Linked DNA regions of Homo sapiens: region 1 is linked to region 2. The links are chromatin contacts, found by Hi-C or POLR2A ChIA-PET in ENCODE. All regions are on one chromosome and are shown on one strand. The core of a region is the stretch at or near the end of the contact, and the rest is flanking DNA. Distances in the headings are between cores, read along the strand shown.

Region 1 (4,790 bases), core at 1,939-4,438, 340 kb before region 2:
GTGCTGTGGCTCATGCCTATAATCCCAGTACTTTGGAAGGCCAAGGCAGGTGGATCACGAGGTCAGGTGGATCACGAGGTGGATCACCAAGGCAGGTGGATCACGATGGATGAGACCATCCTGGCCAACATGGTGAAACCCCGTCTCTACTAAAGTACAAAAAAAATTGGCTGGGCATGTTGGCGTGTGCCTGTAGTCCCAGCTACTTGGGAGGCTGAGGTAGGGGAATGGCTTGAACCTGGGAGGTGGAGGTTGCAGTGAGCCGAGATTGTGCCACTGCACTCCAGCCTGGGCGACAGAACGAGACTCTGTCTCAAAAAAAAAAAAAAAAAAAAAAATTGCTAGTCAACTCTTTTCTGGTCAGAGGTGTGAGCCATGGAGGCAGTCTGGTTATCTTACAAAATGTCTCAGACTTGGAGTAAAGCCCTGGGTCCATATCTTGGCTCTGCCAGTGATCAGCTGTGTGACCTGAGCCACCCTCAGATTCAGTCTCCTCATCTGTAGGATTGGGGTGACACCCACGACAGTGGATGGTTGTGAGACTCATAAGGTCATGCTTATGGAGGTGTCTGGGATGGCATGCATGCCAGGAAGTGGGCATCAGCATATACCAGTTTAACCTGTCAGTTGAAAGGTATGTTAGAAATAGAAGTATTTCAACTTACCCATGTGCAGGTACTGAGAAAGCTCTCAAAGATACCCAGATTTCAACAGTGTTTTGGTAATCTTACCACGGTTATTTATACACATTGCTACACCAGCCTCAGATTTATTTCAGCTCAGTTAAGTTTAGTGATTTACCTCATTTGGAAAAGAAGTATGGCATACTATATTATTTATATTTAAAGCACATATTTATAATCTGAAATTTCTAGATTTCACTGAGTGGTTTCAATTCCTGTCCCCAAATTCTGGTAGCTAACTGCATTGTGGTATTACTTAATTGCTGTTTTCTCCGAGTTACATTGAGCTTTAAAATATTGAGAGGTGAAGCCAGCTGGGCTTCTGGGTTTTGTGGGGACTTGGAGAACTTTTCTGCCTAGCTAGAGGATTGTAAATGCACCAATCAGTGCTCTGTGTCTAGCTAGAGGATTGTAAATGCACCAATCAGCATTCTGTAAAAATGGACCAATCAGCACTCTGTAAAATGGACCAATCAGCACTCTGTAAAATGGACCAATCAGCACTCTGTAAAATGGACCAATAAGCAGGGCATGGGTGGGGCCAAATAAGGGAATAAAAGCTGGCCACGCACGCAGGCCTCTGCAGTCTGCTCCGGTTGTCTTCCGCATTGCGGAGGCTTTGTTATTTTGCTCGTGACAGTAAATCTTGCTGCTGCTCACCGTTTGGGTCCATACCACTTTTAAGGGCTTTAAAATTCACCACATCACCTTTAAGAGCTGTCACACTTACCGTGAGGGTCCGCGGGTTTATTCGTGAAGTCAGTGAGACTACAAACTCACCGGAGCATCCGGACGCACCGTCTTTAAGAGCTGTAACACTTGCCGCAAAGGTCCGCGGGTATGTTTGTGAAGTTAGACCACGAACGCATCGGAAGCAAGAAACTCCGGACTCGGTATGTGTTTACTTAACATATCACGCTGTTTCATTCTCAGTGTAATGACTCTGAGAACTTGCATGAGGCTTTTTATAAATGGACCTTGCAATGTCATAGGAATAAAAATTCTTTTAGGAGGTAGAAAGAATGATTTTGTTGATGAACAAATGGCGGGCAGTTGGAGTTCGGAGAGAGGCTGGTGAATCCTTGAGATCGTCAAGGATCAGGCCCGGAATCAGACCCCGTTGATGGTCGGGCCTAGTCAGCAGCCATGTTCAAATTCCCAACTGTTGCGCTTCTAATTATTGCTCTCTGAGGGTGTTGGAAATTATGGTCTTTGGTTGCTCGTAAGTCTGCTTTTTGCTTTTTTTCCCGGGAGCAATTTGTTTGCTTGCTTTATTTCTCCATCCTACTTCTGTTACACTCTCTACTGCTCCCATCACCATGGTGTCTCCTCTCCCTTCTTCTGGCCTCATTCTTGGTTTTCTTCTCCCATCTTTTTTGTCCTTTCTGTCACCTGACCTGTGTCGTGTCTGGGCATTCTGCTATGATTTGTCTATTTTCCCCTTCCCCCGTTGCCCTTCTGTTACCTTCCTTTCCCCTTTCTTTCCTTTCTCCTGTCCTGTTGCTGCCTCTTCTTCTATTTCCATCTGTCTCCATTTGTTGTAGAATAAAGAGAGGCATAAGATTCCTCGGAAACAGCACTGTCTCACTTCTCTCTTACCAACAGAATTTTTCAGGGAGACTGAGGAATGAGATCTTGGATGTGTGGCAAGATGTAGTTCTCTACAGACACTGCAAGTGGATGTGGCATTGGTTTCCCCTATCATTACAATATAACCTGCCTGAAACCACAGGTTCAGCATAGCTTACGTCCAAAGAGGGTTTCACAGCCCCAAGTGGAAGCTTCAGTTGGAATGGTGCTGAGTTTGATTGGAAAATACTTGTGTTTTAACTTCTGTCTTGGTTGACTAGCTTTAGGATGCTTACAGACTGGTTTCTGTTTTAAAAGGTTCACTGTTTAAAAACTTTATTCAGGTTGAGTTTAATGGAAAGTTACACTTGGGTTTCATTTAGTAAGTAATAGTTACCTATTTTTAGTGTTTTATTTACAGTTAGATGTAGGTTCACTCATTAACTCAAGGAAATAGTTGTTCTGGTCCATCCTTTGAGACTGGTAAAGTGGGTGGTCTGTGTATGAACAGAGTCAAGTTATTTAGAGGGATTTAGGGTCCAGGTTGAATGTGGAGGAGCATTAACCATGACGTTACTTATTTGACGGATTCTTGTTGTGAAGAATAAGGAGGGAGATCTGTGGTTAGGTAGTGATGATCCGACCAGTTGATTTTTCTTGAGATTATATTTTTGAGGAGAAACAGATCTGGCCTGACCTCCTCTCTGTTTGAGAGAATGTAACATGGGAAGTCTGCTACTGCTTGTTAACAGGATGCTATCTCGTTCATCACTCCCCCAACCAGCTCCTGATACAGTGCCTGGAAAACAGCAGAAAGCTTAATATGTCTTTTTGCAACATGCATCTTGCAGTTTTCTCAAACTCCCACATGTAGTCATGACAGCATCTTGCAAGCCTCTCCACAGAGTCAGCCAACCACAGTTCTTTGTCAGGAGTCACCTTACGTTTAATCAAGATGAAACGTTTATCCCACTTTGCAGTTATACAGCCACAGTTATTTATGGGTATCAGTTTTCCTTCCCAAAGTTTCAGAGCCAGAAGACTCGCCAGGAAGGCGGATCGAAAAGAGTTCGGGTTTCATGGCCCTGCAAACTGGCTGTTCCAGTAATCTGTCTTCCCTCCTTTCCCGAGTTTCTGCTCCAGCCTGCCTGTAGCGTAGATTGCTCTTTTATTGCCTTCGCTTCCTGTCTGCTGAGTTGGTCCCATTCTGGGCATGCTGCCAGGATTTGCAACTTAACACTTCCGCCCATTTCCTGCTGCTTCCTTTCTTCTTTCTGGTCTATTGAAGAATGGGCAGAAGTGCTAAGAACTTCAGCTAAATCTATGGAGTTTTTCAGTGAGTTTTGGAGGTACTCAGCGAATAAGAGGAGTAGATGTAGAGTTGGTCTGTCTTGAAAAAATTTTGGACGTTATGGGATCCACTCTGCCCTCTGCACCCACCTTCTCCTCTCACCCTCCAGAAGCTCTGGGCCTCCAGGCTCCTTTTGGTGCACACTGCGTGCTGCTCTGCTGGACTGCCTGCCCACAGTGACCTTCTGCCTCCTCTCTATTAGACTGTTGCCCATCCATGAGGGCCTGGTGCCGTACCTGCCTCACAGTGGTGTTTCCTTGATCTTTCCACCCATCTTCCTTCTCTGAAGTCTAGGAAAACTCTCTGTCTTTAGGTGGTGCTTAATAACACACCATGTCTCTAATGAGGATGTATGCTCCTCATGACCGGGGATAAACTCATTTAGTCAGCAGCTGTGGCAGCCACAGCTGCAAAAGCGTAACATTTACACAGTGCTTTATCACCTGCAAAGCCCTTTCATCCACCTTATCTGTTTTTCACAACTGCACTGTGAGTTTGGTATTACTGTTATCTCATGTGTAGATTTAGAAGCCACTTTCCTAACTTAGTGACTTACTGCACAAAAAAGCCTTCAACCGTGAATTGTTAGAGATGGTTTTTAGAAAGAAATTTGGCACTTTTCAATAGGCTATAGCCAATCAGTCATGCTTGAGAAGTTAAACATTTAGAGATTTAGTATTACTGATGAAGCACATTCTTGATGAACTACATGAAAATAGGAAGGGCTCAGTCACTAAAACAGTGGGAGTTTTTACCAAAATTTCACCATACAAAGTTGGCCATTTAACAGACTTCATTCTTAATTTTTTTTTTTTTTTGAGACACCTGACTAATTTTTGTATTTTAGTAGAGACGAGGTTTCACCATGTTGACCAGGCTAGTCTTGAATTCCTGACCTCAAGTGATCTGCCCGCCTTGGCCTTCCGAAGTGCTGGGATTACAGGTGTGAGACACCATGCCCCACCTATTCTGAATTTTTTTAAGCTGTAATTTAGATATCCAAATTTGAGAAGGGTTCATTTGAAGACCAGACATAACTAATTTGTATAACCCCATTAGATATTTCCTTTAAATAATCTTCTACACATATTGTCTTAGTGCACTGGTACATCTAGGAAGAGTCTACCTTTCTTCAACTAGAACTAACCTTCAAGACTGAATTTTAAAAGGAAACTATTTTCCTAAAT
Region 2 (4,572 bases), core at 1,499-3,998:
TCTTTAAAAAAAAAAGAAAAGAAAAAAAGAAATCACAAATAATAAAAACTGCTTATTCCCCAAGCAATAAATTTAAAACTACATCTGCAAAATTAAAAATATGCCATGAATAAGGAGAGAGGATAAACTAAAAAACTGTAAGAATTATAGGATCATTGGTTTAAAAAACTATACACACCTCTTGGCCCTCTCTCTGAAAGCATCATTCCGTCTCCTTTTCCCTTCTAACTTCTTTTAAAAGAATGATTTACGTTCATTTCCTTATTTCCTTTTTCGTACCACACACTCCTTCCTGTCTCAGTAAGGATAACGTCTTGGCTGCCATAACAGAGGCCAAAATAACTGTTGCTTAAACAAAGGAAAAATCAATTTTCCTCATGTATAACAATCTGAATGCAAGGAGTTTGGATGTCAGGAACCCAGTTTTCTTCTCTTTTGTGGTTGCCGTCCTTAAGGTAAGGTCCTTATTCCCAACGTGTAAGGGGGCACACGTCAGGTCTACTGCTACCATTGCTGCTGAGTTCCTGCCAGTGGGAAGGGGACTGCACAACCTTTCCTTTTAATATTAAATAGCATGAGCTGGAAGGTGCACACATCACTTCCACTTTATCCCATTGGACAGAACTTAGTCTCATGGCCATACACAAGGGAGACCAGGAAATGTAGGCTTAGCTGGGAGCCATGTCCCTGCTAAAGACTCATGGTTTCCTTTACTAAAGGAAGCAGGAGAACTGCATATTGAGATTGTTACTAGACTGTGTCACATTTCCTAACTGAAATCAGATGACTCCTTCTAACTAATTCTTTGCCACTGCTAGTTTTTTTGGGTTTTTTTTGTTTGTTTGTTTTATTTTGTTTTGAGACAGAGTCTTGCTCTGTCGCCCAGGCTGGAGTGCAGTGGCGCGATTTCGGCTCACTACAAGCTCCACCTTCCGGGTTCATGCCATTCTCCTGCCTCAGCCTCCCAAGTAGCTGGGACTACAGGCGTCTGCCACCACGCCCGGCTAATTTTTTTTTTTTTTTTTTTTGGTAGAGACTGGGTTTCACTGTGTTAGCCAGGATGGTCTCAATCTCCTGACCTCGTGATCTGCCCGCCTCGGCCTCCCAAAGTGTGCCACTGCTAGTTTTTGACACCAATGGTAGTTTCCTCCATCTCGAAATGCCTCGTTGCTCTGATAATATATTGGGTCTCTCTGCGAAGGTGACTACTCCCCTTCTTCATCTCCCTCCTTAGTTCCTCTGTTTCTTCTGTTCCTTAAGTGTGGGCCTTCCCCAAGGTAAATCTCAGTGTTCCTCTTTTCTGCTCTATTCTCTGTTTTGTTAGTCCCAACTATTTTCACAGCTTCACCTATCACCTCATTGCCAAGGCCTCCCAAGTTTTAGACCTACATTTCCTACTGCACATTAAACTGTATACCCAGCCTTCATCTGCAATTCAATATGTCTCGGTTGGAAATTATTCCATCTCAACTAAGGCCTATTCCTCTTAGGCTCCCTAACTTTCAATTGCAACACTATCCTCCTCCTATTAGCAAAAGGCAGGCTGGAATGAGAATTATTTTTACTGCTACAAGATTTATTTTTCATCTATTTCTGACTCTTTATAGTTTTGCCCCCTTAATGGTGATTGTTCTTTACCCTGTATTTGAGGTGTCTCTGCTCTGATTCAGGACTCTATCATCTCTCACTTGGATTATTGAAACATCCTTCTAACTCTTCTCTCTGCCTAGAGGTTTTCTATTTCCTCTTGAAGTGTCCCTGAATATTGCATCCAATTATCTTTCCAAAACAGAATTTAGATCATAGTTATCTCTTTAAACATATTCTGTGGTTTTCCATTGCTCATGAAATAAAGGAAAGATAATTAGCCATGGATGGTACTTTAATTTATTAATGTATTAAGTTGTCACAACAGCCCTGAAGGAAAAAAAAAAAAGGTTTATTGCTATTTCACAGCTAAGCATGAGAGAGTAAATGAATTTTCAATGTCATAGTTTCATTAATAAACAGAATGAGGATAAGAACCTAGGTCTTTTTTTTTTTTTTTACACTAAAGCTTGAGTTCTTTCAAGAACTTCATATTCTCTCCCAAATTATAGCATGGCCCTCTGAGAACCTGCCCTAAACTCACTCTTTAGCCTCATTTCCTATAGCCTCATCCCTCCCTGCACCTACTATGACCACTCACTGTCTCACACCTGCACTTTCTTTCCTTGTGTTCTCACTGGATAATTTCTTCATACCGCATTCCCCCCATTATTTCCTGCTGATCAAAATAGAGTCGTCTTTCAAGGGCTGCCTCCAGAAACCAGGTTCTGTAGAAATGTTCTGAAATCTCCCTTAATAAAAGAATTAGCTTTTCCTGTGGGCTCTGACAGCATTTTCTTCTTACGATCCTTTAGTATTTAATTCATTCCAACTTGTTATTTTAGCAGTTTATGTGTATCTTTCCACTTCTAGGACACAAGCCTGTTCTTTGCTGTGTCTTGTATGGTGCATTCTCCAGCGCACAGCTGGATATTGAAAGAGCATTGAAGATCTTGGCTGGTGTAAGAGTTTGGAGGAAGAAATGATCCAAAGGAAATGTGGAAGCTACAGGGAGCTTTGAGAAGACACTTAGCCATAATCAGGACCACCCTAAGCAGATAGTTTTAGAGGAGATTCAGAAGCCAGTAGGGCAGTGTTAGAGATCAGCAGCTCCCAAACCTGGCAGATCTCCCAAGTCACCTGGAGGTCATTGTAAAAATGTAAACAGATCCACTGAATCAGAATACCAGAGTGTAGAGTCTAGAAATCTGTGGTTTTAGAAACTCCCCACAGAGATGGCAGAGCAAGAACACATTTTGTGTTTAGTTTCCTTAATAAATGCCTTGGCTTCACCATCCTCTTGTTTACATGTACCAGGTAGGCTTTGGAGATCAGAGATTGACACCTTCCTAGTGATCCTTCAGCCAAGTTTAGAAACTCCTGGGCTCAGGTGATCTTGCAGTTCTCTTCCAACCCTGACTTCCTGTGATTTTAAGTAGAAAATGAGCTGGGCATTGACAGCAGATGAATTTGGCTACATAGACATAAAGAGGCGGACCTGGGTGACTGAACATGCGTTTGGAGGAATCATGCAGTGTTATTCCTGGGATCAGCCTAACTGCCTTCTTTTCTGTGCTTCCTCCTTTGAGTGCTTGGTCTACTCCAGTCTCTTGTGTATTTGCACATTCCTATAATATAAATTTGCAGCACTTAATTTAAACACGTAGAATCGTGTCACTTAACTAGCGGGATACATTGTGAGAAACGCATTGTTAGGTGATTTCATCATTGTGCGAACATTATAGAGTGTACTTACACAAACCTAGATGGTGTAGCCTACTTCACACCTAGGCTGTATGGCATAACCTAGTGTTCTTAGGCTGCAAACCTGTACGGCAGGTTACTGTACTGAATATAATTGTAACACAATGGTATTTGTGTATCTAAACATATCTAAACACAGAAAAGGTACAGTAAAAATACAGTATAAAAGATAGAAAATGGTACACCTGTGTAGGGCGCTTAACCATGAATGGAGGTTGCAGGATTGGAAATTGCTCTGGGTGAGTCAGTGAGTCAGTGGTGGGTGAATCTGAAGGCCTAGAATATTACTGTACCCTTCTGTAGATGTTATAAACACTGTACATTTAGGCTACACTAAATTTATTTTTATAATAAAGTAGTTGTGCCACAACATTATGGTGGCTATGACTTCACTAGGCAATAGGAATTTTTGAGCTCCATTATAACCTTATGGGACCACCATCATATATGAGGTCTGTCTTTGACCGAAATGTCATTATGCAGTGTGTGACTCTACTTTAAAACTACTATAATATTTACATAATGGTATAATCTAAAAATATTATGTCTCAAGTGATATACAGACTATGAAACTATTCTGGAAAAATTTATTGATCACATACGGTGTCCTTCATGAAGCTTTCTCCAATCTGTGTGAGCTATCGTATCTCCAGAATTTTGGGGGTTTACTGTATCTTCAGTTTTGTCATTTAATGATTTGGTTTTTTATTCATTTGGTTATAGGCACTTTCTCTTTTAGATAAATCATAGGCCCCTAGAAGATAATTACAATGTCTTGTACCACTTTGTTTTCTCTGTAGCACCTTGTTTTTCCATATATATAGTAGATGCTGAGTTAGTATTTGTTGAACAAATAAATAATCATTGTGTTTCCTTTTGCCATGTTGAAATTGATTGCAAGATTTGCTGTCTGCTGCTGATAGATGAAAAATCTTGTTTATTTGGGTTTTGGTGGTAGAAGTCCCTAAATGTATCCCATATGGGTTGCTTTTGCCCAAGAATCTAAAATCTTAATAGCTTTGTTAAAGAGAATAGACATGTTCAGAACAAGAAAGATTAGTTAATGGAATAAAACAATCGCCAGCTCTGTTCTTGACTGTATTACTTTCAGTTTGTTTAGAAAAAAAGAAGGAAGTGGAGATCCTTTGGATTCATGGCTATGCCAAGCCTCAAACCTCTTTGGAGCTCAAATCAAAACCTTAGAGAGCATCTGTCCGCACT

Evidence for each region. A loop is a pair of places that touch in the nucleus more often than their neighbours do. ChIA-PET counts read pairs that join two places held with the same protein, here RNA polymerase II (POLR2A).
Region 1: a map with no recorded cell type shows a loop between it and region 2 (2.0-fold over the local background). The contact joins two enhancer-like sites. A Hi-C loop is called at or near these places in 1 of 37 single-sample maps with no recorded cell type. POLR2A ChIA-PET finds 5 or more read pairs at or near these places in 1 of 52 experiments (BJ).

The regions. Positions count from the first base shown.
Region 1 is chr15:33,125,336-33,130,125 of GRCh38, reverse strand. All of the region lies in intron 4 of FMN1 (formin 1), which reads left to right. Among named protein-coding and RNA genes, the nearest start is that of FMN1, 67 kb to the left of the region's middle. Within about 2 kb of position 3,188, at least 7 of the 41 ENCODE cell types and tissues checked have a DNase peak (open chromatin) inside an H3K27ac peak, as active enhancers do.
Region 2 is chr15:32,788,732-32,793,303 of GRCh38, reverse strand. All of the region lies in intron 19 of FMN1 (formin 1), which reads left to right. All of the region lies in intron 1 of LOC107984089 (a long non-coding RNA gene), which reads right to left. Among named protein-coding and RNA genes, the nearest start is that of GREM1-AS1, 72 kb to the right of the region's middle. Within about 2 kb of position 2,748, at least 2 of the 41 ENCODE cell types and tissues checked have a DNase peak (open chromatin) inside an H3K27ac peak, as active enhancers do.